Linked DNA regions of Homo sapiens: region 2 is linked to region 1. Evidence: chromatin loops called from intact Hi-C (ENCODE). Cell type or tissue: heart right ventricle. All regions are shown on one strand. Links, peaks and the distances in the headings refer to the core of each region. The heading gives the core; the rest is flanking DNA.

The links. Peaks named below come from ENCODE experiments on the same cell type or tissue, not always from the same donor. Only the 100,000 strongest peaks of a DNase experiment are listed, where the experiment ranks them.
Region 2: a loop joins it to region 1, with 5 times the contacts of the local background. A loop is called at or near these places in 1 of 110 quality-filtered maps.

The regions. Positions count from the first base shown.
Region 1 is chr3:155,347,874-155,356,206 of GRCh38, reverse strand. No RefSeq gene overlaps it. Among named protein-coding and RNA genes, the nearest start is that of STRIT1, 58 kb to the right of the region's middle. In heart right ventricle, for the core only: a CTCF peak has its summit at 3,116 (motif pointing left); no DNase peak of the experiment used is centred there.
Region 2 is chr3:155,660,153-155,668,485 of GRCh38, reverse strand. All of the region lies in intron 2 of PLCH1 (phospholipase C eta 1), which reads left to right. Among named protein-coding and RNA genes, the nearest start is that of PLCH1, 81 kb to the left of the region's middle. In heart right ventricle, for the core only: no CTCF peak of the experiment used is centred there; a DNase peak (open chromatin) is centred at 3,285; H3K27ac peaks cover 662 bases.

The DNA of each region.
Region 1 (8,333 bases), core at 1,484-5,483:
TATCTTACCTGACTTATCCCATCTGATATTTGCTTCTTGGGCTTTTGCCACAGACTCTATCTATCCATGCATCAACTTTAGCTCTCTTAGCTCCCCACCTGCTCCCTGCCTGTCTCCTTCCTTCACGTGTTGTTTCTGTTCTGGCCCTCAGTTCCTTCTCCTAGCTCCTGCCACTAGGTTAGAGTTGCCTGCCTTGGGCACCTTCCTGTAGGAGCAGGGAGTATTAATCCATATTAGTCATTTCTGCTTCTACCACATATAAGATGATTATCAGGACCCAAGCCAAAGACGCAGCCTTGGAGGAAAACTTGAAGTCCCTACCTCCTGAGAGTTTAGATCTCGCCATTCAATAAATAATATTGAAAATATTATTATGTGAGGGCTGAAAAAGATGCAATCTGTACTCTCACAGTGGATAGGACCACTTTCAATTCACAATGAACTGTCCATCTAATAAGAAAACCCCACAGTCTTTTATTAAAAGGTAGAATTTGACAGCAAAATATTCGTAAACATATATCTTACCCCTTAGGAAATGTCAAAACTCTTCCTGTTTGTAATGATGCATTTATTCTTTCATGTATTCACTCAGCAATCACTTATGTTCACCACAGAGGGAGTTTGATGGGGCTGTGGAGAAACAGGAACGTGGAATTGGAAAGGTAGACAGGGCTCAGAGTATGGAAGCCTTGTGTTCTATGCCCAAGACTGTATTCTGCAGGCAACGGGGAAGAGGCAGAGGCAGAGGTGATGGATTCAACCAACTCAGAAGTTGTCAAACCCACAGGACATGGGACATGAGGACAAGGGATGGGTCCTAGATGACCCCTGGCTTCTGGCTGGTGAGCCTGGGGACTTGGTGAGAACTTCTCTGAGAAAGGGAAGCAGAACCCGAGCAGATCTCTGAGGGTAGGGCAGATGGGTCTGCTTTAAAGGTATGAAAGTAGAGGTGTCCACGGGGCGTCTGCATGGAGAGTCTCAGAGCCTGGGTCTCCACTGATCCTGGGGGCTCTGGAAAGAGACTTTACTTATCACTTATTGCTTCTTTAGTACCCATTTCTTTCTGAAAGCCATGCTCCTTCCAACTGGCTGATTCTCAGGTTGTCCCTAACCTCCATTCTTCCGGAGGGCCTTGGAGGGCTCCTTCCTCTGAAGCATTACTTTTGTCCACCAGATCCACTTCTGGTTTCAGCCCCTAAGGGTGATTGTTTTGTCACAACCTCTCCTGTCCTGCTCAAGCCCCAGCCCATTCCTCCCCTTCCATGTCCTTGGGCAAGACTTGGCTTGTCTGTCCTGAGCTGGTTCTGCATCAGGTTGGACAGCCAGCTGCACTTTGTCCTTCCCTTGTCACCCACTTACTGAAACACTGCTGAACTTTGTTCCTCAGATCTTCTGGGTAAAGACCTTTCCTATGGCATGTTCAGAACCAGAGGAGGCAGGGAGAGAACACAAGGACATTACCATTGGAAATCCTTTTTGGAAAATAGACCCAGTAAAATTAAGGTATACATGATAGAAAAAAAATGAAGACACAGGGGCTCTAGTGTCCTTTCCTGGAGGAGAAAAGGTACAGAAACAGAAGACTGTTTTTCAGGAGATGCATTTTTCCCTCTTCATCATTTAATCAAAATTTGGATATACTACTAGGGAGCTTTCTATTTCAGGCTCTGGTGTGAAACATAGGGCAAGAATCCTTGTTTTTGAATTGCAGTAACAATAACAATAATAATAACTAATACTTATTGAGCACTTACTATGTGTCTGACACTAAGCTCATTGCAAGCATTACCTCATTTAATTCTCACAACAGTGCTACAAGGCAAATATTGTTACTATTATTATTATTTTTCTATTATTATTTATTTTTTAAGATGAAAACATAGTGCTTAGGCAGGTTACGTAACTTGTCCATGAGTCTCACTGCTCAGCACTGATGCAGCCAGGCTCCAAACCTGTCTACACAGCTTGGGTGTTGCACTGAGTACTGAACAGGATGGTGTTACCCCAAACTCATGTCCAGCTGGAACGTCAGAATGTGACCTTATTTGGAAATAAGGTCATTGCAAATATAATTAGTTAACATGAAGTCATACTAGATTAGAGTAGGCTTTAAACACAATGGCTGGTGTCCTTGTAAGAAGGCTATGTGGTGACATAAAGACACATGAAGGAGAATAGCACATGAAGACAGAGGCAGATTGGAGTGATGGGTCTACAAGCCAAGGAATGCCAAGGATTACTGGAAATGACCGGAAGCTAGAAGAAGGGGAAAAAAGATTGCTTTTCTTTGCCAATTGCTTGCTTCATGGCTGAAGACCCTATAACAAAAGACAGATGAACAAGAGAAAAGGATACACACTAATTTGATATGAGCTTTACATGGCACAGGAGCATTAAGAAATAAAGGCCCAAATAAACAGGTTATTTTTAATGCTAAGTTGTTGGAGAAGTAGACAGTAGTAGAGAAGTACGGTTGGATAAAAACGTGCCATCTAAGGATGATAAATTGGGGGAAAACTTAGCAAAACCCATTTGTTCAGATTCTTCTCTGTGTTCCTGTGTCTTCAGAGATAAGGACTTTTCTTTCTTCTGGGTATAAGGAGGGCATCTCTCAAACTGGGCTCTTATGATCTGCCTCAGGGAGAAAGTGGGAATGTAAGAGTGACTTTCCTGTTTCTGCTGTTTTCTCAAATGCCAAGGTGCCATATTTGGAAGCAGCGTGTCCTGCACCCAATTAGGGGTATGGAACAGATTCTTTTGTAAAGCCTCAGGAAGTAAAAACAAAACAAAATAAAACAAAACAAAACAAAACCACCTTGGTTTCTGGCTTCTAGCCTCCAAACTGTGAGATAATGAATTTTTGCGTTTTAAGCCACTCGTAGTAATGTAACAAGCCCTAGGAAATGAATAAACTGTACTATGGCTCCAAATTATAATTTCCCAAATCATTTTCTAATAGTCAAAGGGATCATGGTTTTCCAGCACTCCCCATTTTTTTGTGTTTCAGATGTCATGGATGTGTCAACTCGACAAGGCTTATTTTAACCTGAGATTCAATTTCCTCCTTTATACAAATTCCTTGGTTTATTTAGGTATAGCTGTGCCATCTAGTGGCATAAAATGAGAGAAATGCTAGTTATTTTTGGAAATGGCTAAATGTATGATTTGAGTAGTCTCTACCTGCTCCTTGAAGAGTATCGACAGAAAAATCTGCAGTAGAATCTTCCTTAAGCATCTATTTGTGCTAATATCTGTGTTAGTGACTTGGAATGATTAGAATCATTTGTCAACGTTATGTTGCTGCTGATTTAAGTGGCTACAGGGTGAGCTGTCATTGTAGCCTTGTAGCATGTCTTGGTCATAAATGTCCAGCCCTGGTGAGGAGCATAAAATAAAAAGTCAAACGTGTTTTACACTTATTGTCAGAAAACTACTCTTGCAAAAAGCAGAAATCACTTGCAGTTTTACTTTCCTGGAGAAAAAGTAAAAGTGATTCTAAGGCTGCAAGAATAAATGTCCACTTTCTGTATCGAAGTAAATGTATTCTTGGAATAAGAATTTAGAGGAAAAGAATAGAAATAATCAAAACAACCATTTACATTTGTGATTTTTTATTGAATAGATGACATAAACCTCTTCTATTCTCATTGGTTTTTATGTACATGGATTACTTTCATCCTTTGAGGAATTACTGTTTGGGTACATGTTGTGGAATGAAGAGAGGGGTTAGACTATAGTTGAATGCTTTCACTGATACTAAAAAAAAAGCAAGGTATATCATTGAGATATTTTAGAATTTAGTGTTTCTGGAAATTTCTGAGTAAAATGAGCTAGGAAAAACTCGTTTAGTATTTAGAGACCTTCCTTTCAGGACATATTAATATTTTACCCAACTATAATACATATTTATACAAAATTGATATAAACCAGCTCAGTCAGAAGCCAAGAAAACATTAATTTTCTAAAGCTATCAGCCTCTTCAAAACTTAGTGTTCTCTTTTTGGAATGCAAATTTACTACACTAAATTTAAAAAACCCAAACAAAATAAGCCCAATCATTACTCTAAGACCCTTTTCACCAACCAGCAAGGAGAGTAAGCATTTCTAAATGAGCTATCCACTCTACATGTATTAGACCTATGTAGGAAGACTGGATTTAGGGCATCGGAGTAAGTGATGAGTATCTCCTCATTAACATAGTAGAAATCATTCCCATTATTTAACCTAGGACCTGGATATGCTTCCTTTATTGTCTAAGAGTTAATTCCTTTTTCAGGAACACAAACAAGGTTGAATTTTCTGATAATACTGCCTGGCTGACAGATTTTAAAAATGTTTTCCATTTTCTTATGTGCTCTTGCTAAATATATTAAGTATCTGCTCTGCCTAATTGCCTGACTTTAAAATATGGTGTGTGTCTTTTTTGCCTTTTTTTTTTTTTTGGAAACAGGGTCTTGCTCTGTTGCACAGGCTGGAGTGCAGTGGCATGATCATAGCTCACTTGTAGCCTTGAACTCCTGGGCTCAAGCTATCCTCCCACCTCAGCCTCCTGAGTAGCTATGATCACAGGTGCAAACTACCATGCCCAGCTATCTTGTTTTGTTTTGTTTTGTAGATGGGGGTCTCACTATGCTGTCCAGGCTGGTCTCAAACTCCATAGCTCAAGCAATCCTCCCACCTCGGCCTCTCAGAGTGTTGAGACTATAGGTGTGAGCCACCATACCTGGCCTAAAATATCTTTCAAGTGTTAAGGTGGAATGCATTTTATTAGCTACTTATTTATTTCAGGAAAGAAGTCAAATTCTGGCTGGGCATGGTGGCTAACGCCTATAATCCCAGCACTTTGGGAGGCCTAGGCAGGAGGATCACTTGAGGTCAGGAGTTCGAGACCATCCTGGCCAACATGGCAACATCCATCTCTACTAAAAAAATACAAAAATTAGCCGAGCATTGTGGTGCACACTTGTAGTCTCAGCTACTCCAGAGGCTGAAGTACAAGAATCTCTTGAAACCAAGGCAGAACTTGCATTGAGCCAAGATTGCACCACTGCACTCCAGCCTGTGCAACAAAGTGAGACTCCGTCAAAAAAAAAAAAAAAAAAAGTCAAATTCTTTGTAGAAATGGGCAAGATAATTTTAAAATTCATATGGAATTGTAAAGAAACCAGAATATACAAAACAATCTTGTAAAAAAACAAAGTTGGAAGACTCGTATTTCCTGAATTCAAAATTACTACAAAACAATGGTAATCAAGACAATGTGGTAATGACACAAGGACAGATATACAGATTACTAAAATAAAATTGAGAATCCAGAAATAAGCCCATACATCTAACTAATTTTTGAGAAAGATGCCAAGACCATTCAGTGGGGAAAAAAAATTCATTTCAATGAAAGGAGTTGGGACAACCAGAGAGCCACGTGCAAAATACAGAAGTTGAACTCTTACCTCATACCATACACAAAATTGACTCACAATGAATCAAACACCAAAATATAAATGCTAACACTATAAAACTCTTAGAAGAAGACCTTCATGACCTTGGATTTGGCAAAGGATTCTTAAATCTGACACCAAAAACACAGGCAATCAAGGAAAAAATAGATAAATAGGACTTCATCAAAATTTAAAACTTTTGTGTTTCAAAGGTCACCATCAAGAAAGTGAAATGGAAACCCACAGAATGAGAGAAAATACTTCCAAGATTGCAAGTCATATATCTCATAAGGGTTAGGTATCCACAATATATAAAGAACTTGTAAAACTCAATAATGAAAAATTGAATAATCCAATTAAAAATGGACAAAGAATCTGAATAGACATTTCTCCAAGGAAGATATATAAATGGTGAATAAGCACATGAAAAGATGCTTGACATAATTAGCCATTAGGAAAATGCAAATAAAAAACCAAGAGACAGTACTTCATAGCTATGGATAACTAAAATTAAAAAGTCAAATAATAACAAGCATTGGTGAGGATGTGGAGAGATCAGAACTTGCATATACTGTTGGTGGGACTGTAGAATGGTGCAGCCATTTTGGAAAACAGTCTGGTACTTTCTCAAATGATTAAATACAGAGTTACAATATGACCCAGAAATTCTACTCCTAGGTATATACCCAAGAGAAATGGAAACATATGTCCACAGAAAAACTTGTGCATGAATGTTTATTACAGCATTATTTTTAATAGTCTGTATAATCTGAATGTGTCCCCCCCCCCCACCGATTAATATGTTGAAATCCTAACCCCCAGATAATTGCATTAGGAGGTGGGGTATTTAGGAACTGATTAGGTCATCAGGGCAGAGCTCTCATGAATGGGGTTAGTGTCTTTATAAAAGAGGCCCAAGAGAGATCATTCATCCCTTTCTCCATCCCTCTCCATTCATCCCTTTCTCCATTCATAGATGGCAAGAAGGTGCCGTCTATGAACCAAGAATAAGGAGCTCACTAGACACTGAGTCTGCCAGGGCTTTGCTCTTGGACTTCTGAGACTCCAAAACTGTGACAAATAAACATTTGTTGTTTGTAGGGGGTTCATCACCACTAGGCCTGCCTTATACAAAATGACAAAGGAACATCTTTAAGTCAAAACAAAAGAATGTTAAATAACAGCAATGAAAATATATGAAAGTTAAAAACTCTCTGTTAAACTTAAATGTATTGTTGTTACATACTCTAATACTGTAATGTTGATACATGAGTCACTTTTAACTCTAGTATAAAAATTTAAAACGTTTTAAAAATAACTATTGCTACAATAGTTTGTTAATGAATACTTAATATAAAAAGATTTAAAGTGTGACATCAAAATGTGTCTATGCACAAAATGTGTGCATAGAAGAAGTAAGTGTGTAGAATTTTTATAGGCAACTGAACTGGAGTAATTATTAGCTTAAAATAAACTGTTATGACTATAAGATATTTTATGTAAGCCTCTTGGTAATGACAAAGAAAAAAACATGTAGTAGATACAGAAAAGAGAAAGAGAAAGAAATTAAAGCATACTACTACAAAAAATATCCACAAATCAGACAGGAAAACAGCAAGAAAGGAAGAAGGAAACAAAGGTAGTACAAAAAAAAGTCAGAAAAAGATGGTAATAGGAATTACTTACCTATTAATAATTATTTTAAATGTAAATGCATTAAGTTCTCAAATCAAAAAAGACAGAGTAGCTGAATGGATTTTAAAAAAAATAAGATCTACCAATATATGTCAACTGTAAGAGACTCACTTTAACTTTAAGGACACAAATAAGATAAAAGTGAAGAGACAGCAAAAGATATTTCATGCAAATGGCAACAAAAAGAGAGTTAAGGTGGCTAAACTTATATCAGACAAAATAGACTTTTATTCAAAATCTGTCACAGGAGATAAAGAAGGTCATTATGTAATGATACAAGGGACAGATTCATCAAGAGAATATAAAAATTGTAAAAATATATGCACTTAACATTGGAAAGCATCTAACTATATAAAGCAAATATCACACACATGTAAAAGCATGATATTGGATCCTTATCTTATACCATATAAAAAATTAACCCAAAATAGATTAAAAACTTAAATGTAAAACCTGAAACTATAAAACTTTGAGAAGAAAACATAGGGAAAAAGCTCTTTGACATTGATATTGATAATCTTTTTGAATATGACACCAAAAGCACATGTAAGTAAAGCAAAAATAAGCAATTGGGACTACATCAAACTAACAAGCTTCTGCACAGCCAAGGAAACAATCAGCAAAATGAATAGGCACCTACTGAATGGGAGAGAATATTTGTCAATCATATATTTGATAAAGGGTTGCTGTGGTTCGAATGTTTTCATCAGGACAGTGGGAGAATGACTCTGGGGAATTTCAGAGATCTTTGAGGCTGCCCTTCTAATCACAGGCTCAGAAGGTTAGGGCCTTGAAGACAGAAGGGGCTTGCTACCCAGGGCTACATTGAGGCTTTGCTCTCTGTATTCTAGTGAAGCACCCCTTGGTGACCCTAGCCATGGCTCAAGGAGGCCCAGGTGTGGCTCACACCACCACTCCAGAGGGCACAAGCCACATGCTGTGGCAATGTCCATGTGGTGTTGACTCTGCAGAGTCTGCAGAATACACAAGTTGTGGAGCCAGGGTAGCCTCCACCTAGATTTCTAAGAATGTCTCAGAGAGCCTCGGGGACATAGGGGTGGAACCACCACAGCAAGTTCCCACTATGGCAATGCCTAGTGGAGTGGTACAGCTGGGACCACCCCTGAGGCCCCAGAACTGTAGAGCTACAAGAGTGAAATGCCAGCCTGGGGGAGCAGTAGGCATGGGACTCCAACCCAT
Region 2 (8,333 bases), core at 1,579-5,578, 310 kb before region 1:
TACATAGAAATACAATTTAGAATATATTTGGTTTATAAAACCCCATGCATGCCCACGAAGATAAGAATCAATGGTTGATTGTATCTGGCTTTGACCTGAATTAACTGTCAGACCTTGGAGTCAGTTGTCTACCTCTTGTGTTGGGCTAGGGGATCTTTCTAAGTCCAGTGCTTTTTCTTGTTCTAAGCTCGGGTAAGTGTTATTAAGAACAGAAACAAAGCAAAGTGAAGCAAATATTGGCAGGCTTGGCAGAAGCCCCGATGAGGTTCACAGAGAGCAACAAACAGATGAAAGTTCTCAACTTGTTGATTGTTACTGCAAATAGTGTTAGCAGTTCCTGACTAGCATTCTCTTTGTATTTGCTGGGTGATGTGACTCTTTTTTTTTTTTTTTTTTTTTTTGAGATGGAGTCTTGCTCTGTCACCCAGGCTGGAGTGCAGTGGTGCAAACTTGGCTCATTGCAAGCTCTGCCTCCTGGGTTCAAGCAATTATCCTGCCTTAGCCTCCTGAGTAGCTGGGATTACAGGCACACGCCACCACTCCTGGCTAATTTTTGTATTTTTTTTTTTTTTTTTTTTTTTTAAGTAGAGATGGGGTTTCGCCATGTTGGCCAGGCTGGTCTTGAACTCTTGACTTCAGGTGATCCACCCCCCTCAGCCTCCCAAAGTGCTGGGATTACAGGCATGTGCCATCGCGCTTGGCCAACGTGACTCTTTTGATGAAAGGGTTCAGTTTTGGTTACTGCATTTAAAAAGTGGTGGGGAAGTTGGCATGTGATTATTAAGAATATTAACACAATGGAGAAAGTGTTCCTTTAACAGCAGGTTAAGATTAAGGGGCTGGACATAATATTTCTCAGTTGAGCCAATCAGTTTTATAATTATGTGGTTTCTAGTTATTATTTTTCATTTTAGAAATATTTTCATTTTACAAATATGTGTGTTTTTTCATGCCATTATTTTATTGTGCTACTTCTTTATCCTGAACTTATTTATTCCTGACTTTTCTGACACTATTCTAAGGTTACATTCCCTTCAATTTAATTTCTCATATACTCAATAGATAATTTATTTTCTTATTCCTTTATTAAAGTTGCTGGGACCATCCCTTATTCTCACATGCAACCCATTCCCCTTTTTACTTTATCATTTATTTGTTTCTTTGTACCCCTACATGAGAGAAGAGGAACACTGGTGTCAGGGAGAGCACTGGAAATTCTAATCCAGGATTTTTTTAGTGTACAGTGGGGGAGAGTATGGAATTTGGAATAAAATTATAGCAAAAGACAAGCGAAAGTTCTAATAGTGGCTGAGCTTTTGGCTAATCCCTTGGTCAATTTCTCTGGCACACAATTTAAAAATATGGATTTTGGGCATTTTCATTTAAAAAATATGGATTCTGTGCACTTCAAAGAGTTGTGAGGATCAGATAAAATAATGTGGATAACAAGTCTTGTCCAGTGCTTGGTACATAGGCCTTTAATAAATGTTACCTTGGAATATATGTCCTAATAATACATGCCTGCTCATTTTAGTATCTGTCTTACACACACATGCACACACACACACACACACACACACACACACACACACCTCATCTGTGTCTCATCATTTCCTTTTTCTCAGGTTTGACAACCTATATTAGTTTTCTACTTATATTTTTTCTCTAAGCTTCCTTGTATATTTACCCTTTGCCCTAGCTAGTATATAACCAAAACCAAAGATAAGTCAAGCATATGATAAAGGTGTGAAAAACACCAAAGAAGCAATAACTTAAACAAATCCTTAGCTAATTTTAATGAGTACCTGGCTTGTTATTTAGAGCACATAAAAGCAGAAATAGATTATCTACTCAATTCTGACAATGCTAATTCACCCACCATCCTTGATACCCCTTGAGGAGAATTAACATGTGATTATTTGTGTTAACTTCTTTCACACTAAGTCTTTCAAATCCAAAAATGACTCTGCTTCTATTCACTTAGCCCAGTTGTATAAATTAAACACACTGTAACTTTAAAGATAATAAATATATGTTTAGGATCATCCATAGACCAGAGAGAATATTTTAAAATACAAAGAAGAGAACTAAAAACTTGAGTAACTGTGTTTTCAAAAATTAAAAGAATGAGATAGATATATATGTTTTTGCCTTACCAGATTGCCAAAGAATTAAAAGGAAAAAAAAGATGACATTCAATGTCACCAAAAGTGTGGGAAAATTGGCACTTTTATACACCACTAGTGGGAATCTGAATTAGTACCATCTCTCTGGAGGGCAATTTGACAGTAGAAAAACTCTTTGGCTCAGAAATTAGTCCTGTCAAATTGCTTGTACATTTGCACGAAGATAAATGTATAAGTAAGTTTATTGCAATAATTTTTGTAATAGCAAGAAAAAGGGAGCAACCTAAATATATACTAGTAGACAATTGATTTTAAAAAATGATAGCACATCTATACTGTGTGCACAAGGCTACTAATAGTATGTGAATATCTATGGTGATTGATATGAGAAGATGCTGATAGTTATAGTCAATTGAAAATATTATCTTACATTTCCATTTTTCTTCATGCCTAAACATATCTGCTAAAGAGAAAGGTAAAATGAGCTCAGAAGTTTATGCTCTGAAATATTAATACTGGTTATCTTTGAGTATGAGATTATTTGTGATTTATTTTCTTCTTCATACTTCTTTATACATTTGTAATTATCATATATTACATTTATAATTGGAAAAAATCAGATTTATTTAAAAATCAGGGTACATAAAGAAAATATTTTGCCGGCTCACAGCTCTGCTCTGGTGAGGCCGGGGCTGATCAGACTCTAGGGGTGGTCTCCCTGCCTCCAGCCTCTTCTTCCTTAGATTGAGTGTGCTAGAGGCAGATCTAATTGCTGTCTCTTGTTCTCTCCAAGTCCTTTTACCGCAGTGTTGGCACAGGTCTTTCCCAGTGCTTATCTTTGCCTCCTCTCCTTCCACTACCTTGCTAGTTTACTATTTAACCATGTAGAACAATTTCTTCTTTCTTGAAAGCACTCTTTGCTTTGCCTGAATGTCCCCTTCTGAAATATGATCTCTTCTGTCTCATTGGCCTGGTAAACTCATCCTTTGCATCTTGGCTATAGTTGAATGCAAACAACACTGGACCTGGGCACAGGCTCTATTAGCTAAAGTAATATGCAGATAAAGCTATCTCAGTGGCTTAATACACATTTCTTACTGCTTTCCCAGTCTAATACAAGTGTTCCTGCTTGAGTGGCTCTCTTCCAAGAGATGATTCAGCGGCCCAGGCTGCTTCTGTCTTGTGGTTCTGCTGTTGTCAACATGTTACCCAAAAGATTACCCTAGGAGTACCTCCTCTGGCCAAATGGAAGGAGAAAAGAAAGCAGAGGATCATGTTAGCCAGTTTTTATGAGGAAGTTTTAAAGGGCAATGCCCAAATTCCACTGGCCAGAACCTAATCACATGGCCACACCCAACTGCAAAGGAGTCTGGAAAATGCAGTCGGTCTGTGTGCACTGGAGGAAGAGGAAGTAAGTTTTGGTGAGCATTTAGTAATCTACGCCTGTAAGGTGGAAGCTCAAATCTTAGCTCCATCTCTACCTATATGATGACTTAAGGAAATTAATTTATTTGAGCCTTAGTTTTCTTATTTATAAAATGAAGATAATAAGACCTACCTATTTTAAAGGGTTGGTATGAGGGATTAAATTTTGAGCTAATATATATGAAATAGCTTCATAAATTATGAAATGTTATGCAAATGCAAGGGGAAGCTTTCATCAACATACAGCTCACTGTTTTGCAATTTAAAAAAATGTACCTGAATACCAAGAGTTGGCAAACTACGCCCTGTGGGCCAAATTCAGTCAGTTGCCTGATTTTGTATATAAAGCAGACTACAACCCAAACATAGCCATATTTAATAGTGTACATATTTTCTAACGCTGCTTTTGCTCTGCATGCAAAAGTGATTGCCACAGAGGCTGTATGGACCACACAGCCTAAAACATTTACTATCTGGCTTTATACAAAAAATGTTTGCCAGCATTTAGACTAGACTGTGAGTGTCTGAGATCTTATTCTTTTATTGTTTATTATAGAACCTGAGTTACAGCAGGTGCTCAGGGAGTCTTGACCGAAGGGTTGAAATCTCTTTTTAGAGCCCTATAGTTCAGACATTATGCAGCTGGAAGGTAATTTCAGTAGGAAAGATGCTTTTCCACTAGGGTGGATGAGCACCATAGGTTTCTTTACACTTGTGGAATAGCGAACTAGCCAAGATAATCAGGCACCCTGAGTTCAGTCCCAGCTGAATCCCCTCTACTATGCTGCCTTTGCCAGTTTCTTTTCTGAACATAAACACATGGTCCTTTCTTGTCTTTATAATTGGTACTGTCATCAGACTGTTTATGATGCATCACTATTCAACTCATCGGTTAGCAAATATTAACTGAATGATTATAGCAGGGAGTAAAAGGCAGAGTAAAAGACAGTTGGCTGAGGAATGCTTTGGTATCACAAGTGCACTGTCTCATTAATGTTTGCTTCTGCTTGTTGCATAGCCTGAATTTTGCTATAATAGTTTGAAGACATAATAGCCTAAACAATAGTGGTGCAAACTTGATAGTAATGCTTTTCCTCTAATGATTGGCAAATTAAGAGTTTATATCAGCCAATCAGTACAAATTCAGCATTTAGCATGTAGAGATATTAAGCTAAATGTTGGAGGGGAAGTTCATGGAGCTAATGTTTATTGACTGCTTAGTAGCTGTTATGCATCTTGCATTATACTGTGTGCAAAGGATAGCTGGGTAAATAAGCCATAGCCCCTGCGTGAGGCACACACAACTAAGTGGGAGAAGATACAAAAGGAATGGGTAAATGTTTCCTACTTTTGAGAGACAGGGAAGGTTTTGCTGGGAGATAATATTTTTATAGACATTAATATCTGGAGCAGAAGTCTCTACAGCTAGAATAATGTGGAGCTTGAATACTTTGACTGGCTTATGGAAAGTGGGAGAAAGGAGCAAAAGCGGAAAGAGAGCAAAAGGTTTCAGCAGTTAGTTAGTGATAGAATTAGGTCAGGATTTGCTTCTCCATGCATATTCTTAGTTACCCAAATCTAACCAAAGGCAGTTGTCTAAATTGATTAAATCACAGGTTACAAAAGAGATATACATAGATTTTTGTAGATTGCTCTTTTGTCTTTATATTTTAAATAGTAAGATTTTAAGAGGATGTAGAAAACACAAGATATGAACTTAGCCAGAAAACCTTTCTAGAATTTAACTATTGAAAATATCAGAGTGTGTTTCTCCTAGGAGATTTACATAACAGGGACAGTGTCTCATTCCACTTGGCATCCTTATAATCTGCACTAGTGTCCTACGATGGAGCTGGCACACCATGATTGTTTATTTATAAAACATTGGAGATTTTTCAATCAGAAGAAAAGATTTAATACTTTTTTAAATTATAGCCAAAAAAGAAGAAAGGTAAGAAATACATAAACCTGAACTGGGAGTGGTGGCTCCAGTCTGTAATCCCAGAATTTTGGGAGGCCAAGGTGGGCGGATTACCTGAGGTCAGGAGTTCAAGACCAGCCTGGCCAACATGGCGAAACCCCATCTCTACTAAAAATACAAAAAGTAGCCGGGCGTGGTGGTTGTCGCCTGTAATCCCAGCTACTTGGAGGCTGAGGGATGAGAATCACTTGAACCTGGGAGGTGGAGGTTGCAGTGAGCTGAGATTGCGCCACTGCACTCCAGTCAGGACGACAGAGTGAGACTCCATCTAAAAAAACAAAACAAAAAAAGAAATACATAAACCTGAAAGGCAATAATAATCTAAGAAAAATTTAGAGATCCCACTGGGGCTGGGGGTATTTGGTTGCAATGTGTCTCCATTCTCTTTGGCCTCTTATTTTAGTCTCTTATTTTAGGCTTAAGATTAAAAAAAAAAAACTTGTATATATACATATATAGGTTTTATTTTTATTTTTAATTTTTTTTTAGAGACGGTGTCACTCTGTCACCTAGGCTGGAGTGCAGTGGTGCGATTATAGCTCACTGCCACCTCTAACTCCTGGGCTCAAACTATTCTCCTACTTCAGCCACCCAAGTAGCTGGAACTACAGGTGTGCACCACTATGACTAGCTAATTTTTTAATTAAATATTTTTTTTGTGTGTGTGCAGACAGGGTCTCAGTCTGTTGCTAAGGCTGATCTTGAACTCTTGGCCTCAAAGGATTCTCCCACCTTGGCCTCCCAAAGTGTTGGATTATAGGCAAGAGCCACCGTGCCTAGCTCATATACAGTTTTCAGATCATGGCAATAGCTTCTCTAGTTCTAGTGAGTGTCCTCATCATGAGCTTGTTAAAGCAATACCTTCAAGGCCTTTCATTGAACTATGTGGGTGATGGGCCCCTAACCAGAATATGGAAGGTGACAGCCCTAACTCAGGTAGATTCTGCTGATTCATTAAGAGGTGTTTCTAGAGTGTTATCAGATACCATTACAACATTACCAAACACTGTGTTTATGTACTGTCTCTAGTTGAGTCAAATGCTTGAAGAAGTAGGAAGTGCCTATTTGCTTAAGATTAGCTCCTTAGCTTTAGAAAAGAAAACTAACTACCTGAGTGCTCTGAGCTTGCTTATGGAAATTACCAAATGAACAGAGAGCAGACCACAACCCTAACTGTATTCATTTTTGCTCACAGTTTGGTGCATAACTCTGTGGGTTATCTTTTTTATATGAATGAGGTGGGAAATAAAAATCTAGTATCAGAGAGGAAAGGGGGAGAGACCCTGCCAGACACTTTTTTTCCCCTTCTTTATTCAGAGGTCTGGAGATGTGTTTATTTTATAGCTGGTACAGGTTGCTGTTTTTCCCCCAAACATTTCTGCTTCAAAGCTTGTTCTTTTTATGAGTGACAGAAGGAAATGAAGGCACTGAAGGATTTGGTAAGGCAAGTGAAAGGTTCAGGTATGGGGGGATGGGATGCTAGCAATTAGAACCAAGGCTCAGAATCTGAGCTATGAGTTGGCTTTGATAAAGAGCCAGTAGCCTTTGAGACTCCCTCCTGGGTTCAGTGTGTCTTCAGAACCTGGCTTATAGATGGGCTAATCAAAATATGCCTTGTTACCCTCCAGCTAGGGTTGCTCTGTGACCCAGTGTAAGTAACCCTGGACTCAGTGCTCTGTTCAACCTCTCTCTCTCTCCCTGCTCTCTATCTCTCTGGTCTGAGCACAGAACCCTTTCATTGCCTTAGCCAAAAATCAATAAGGTTGTGCTATGTGAACTACAAAGTTGTTGAAAAAGTTGATTGTTTGCCTCTTATATGGTATATGAGAGTGCCGAATCCTAACCACTAGACCACCAGGGAAGGTATCATATATGGTATTTGAAATGTTTCCTGTCCACCTCTGCTATGGGCAATGCTGACAAATTTGGCAGAGGACAATACTTCCCTATTCTAAATATGCCAGTTCTTCATGTGGCATTTTGTTTAAAAGCCTCAGGCAGGCAGATAGGTATTTCAGCTATATGGAATGATCTGTAGAGTATATCAGACCTTTGTTATTTGGTAAATTTCATATGAAATTCAATTACCTATGAAGTCACTCTAGGGGAGTCACTCATCCTGAGATACATAGGAAAAGGAAAATTGTCAATTTCTTTTTCAACAAGGGATTTTTCTTTTTTAAAAAAGGGGCATGTTGATTTTCTTTTGATAATGTAAAATCCCAATGCACAGAAGATGAGGCAAAACTCTAGAGACTGATATGGGTAGATGGATAGAAAAGTTATTTTAGGGCAAACCCCCTACCCCCAACTCCTGTAGTAATTGAAATTATTCAGCTAAAGTTCAGGAGCAGCTGTAGTTAGATCACTTTAAAATTAGGATATTAGGATGAAGTATATGTTTTTCAGGGGCAAAAATGGTGCTGTCTGCCTTTGTCAATCTCTGTATTCTCCAGAATGGAACTGTGCACACAGCAAGTTTCTAAGGTATACTAACCACCAAAAAGTCTTTATTGTGTAAGACCTACAGGGGTTGACTGGAAATAGCCTTGGAGTTGGCCTGCTGCTTCCATCTCAATTTCAAATGCCTTCAGTGTATGCAGTATTCTTAAGAATTTCAGAATTTGCTCTGAGAGCCATCTTGGAGAGAGAATAGGTTGGTAAAAGTGGCTGTTGACTTTTGAAAAGAATATAGTTTCCCAAAAGATGTTATATCCAGGCAGGCCGTGGCTCTGCTGTATTAGGAAAAGTCCGACTTTCAATTGTGTTCAGCCTGTTAGGCACGGAGGACTGCCACAGAG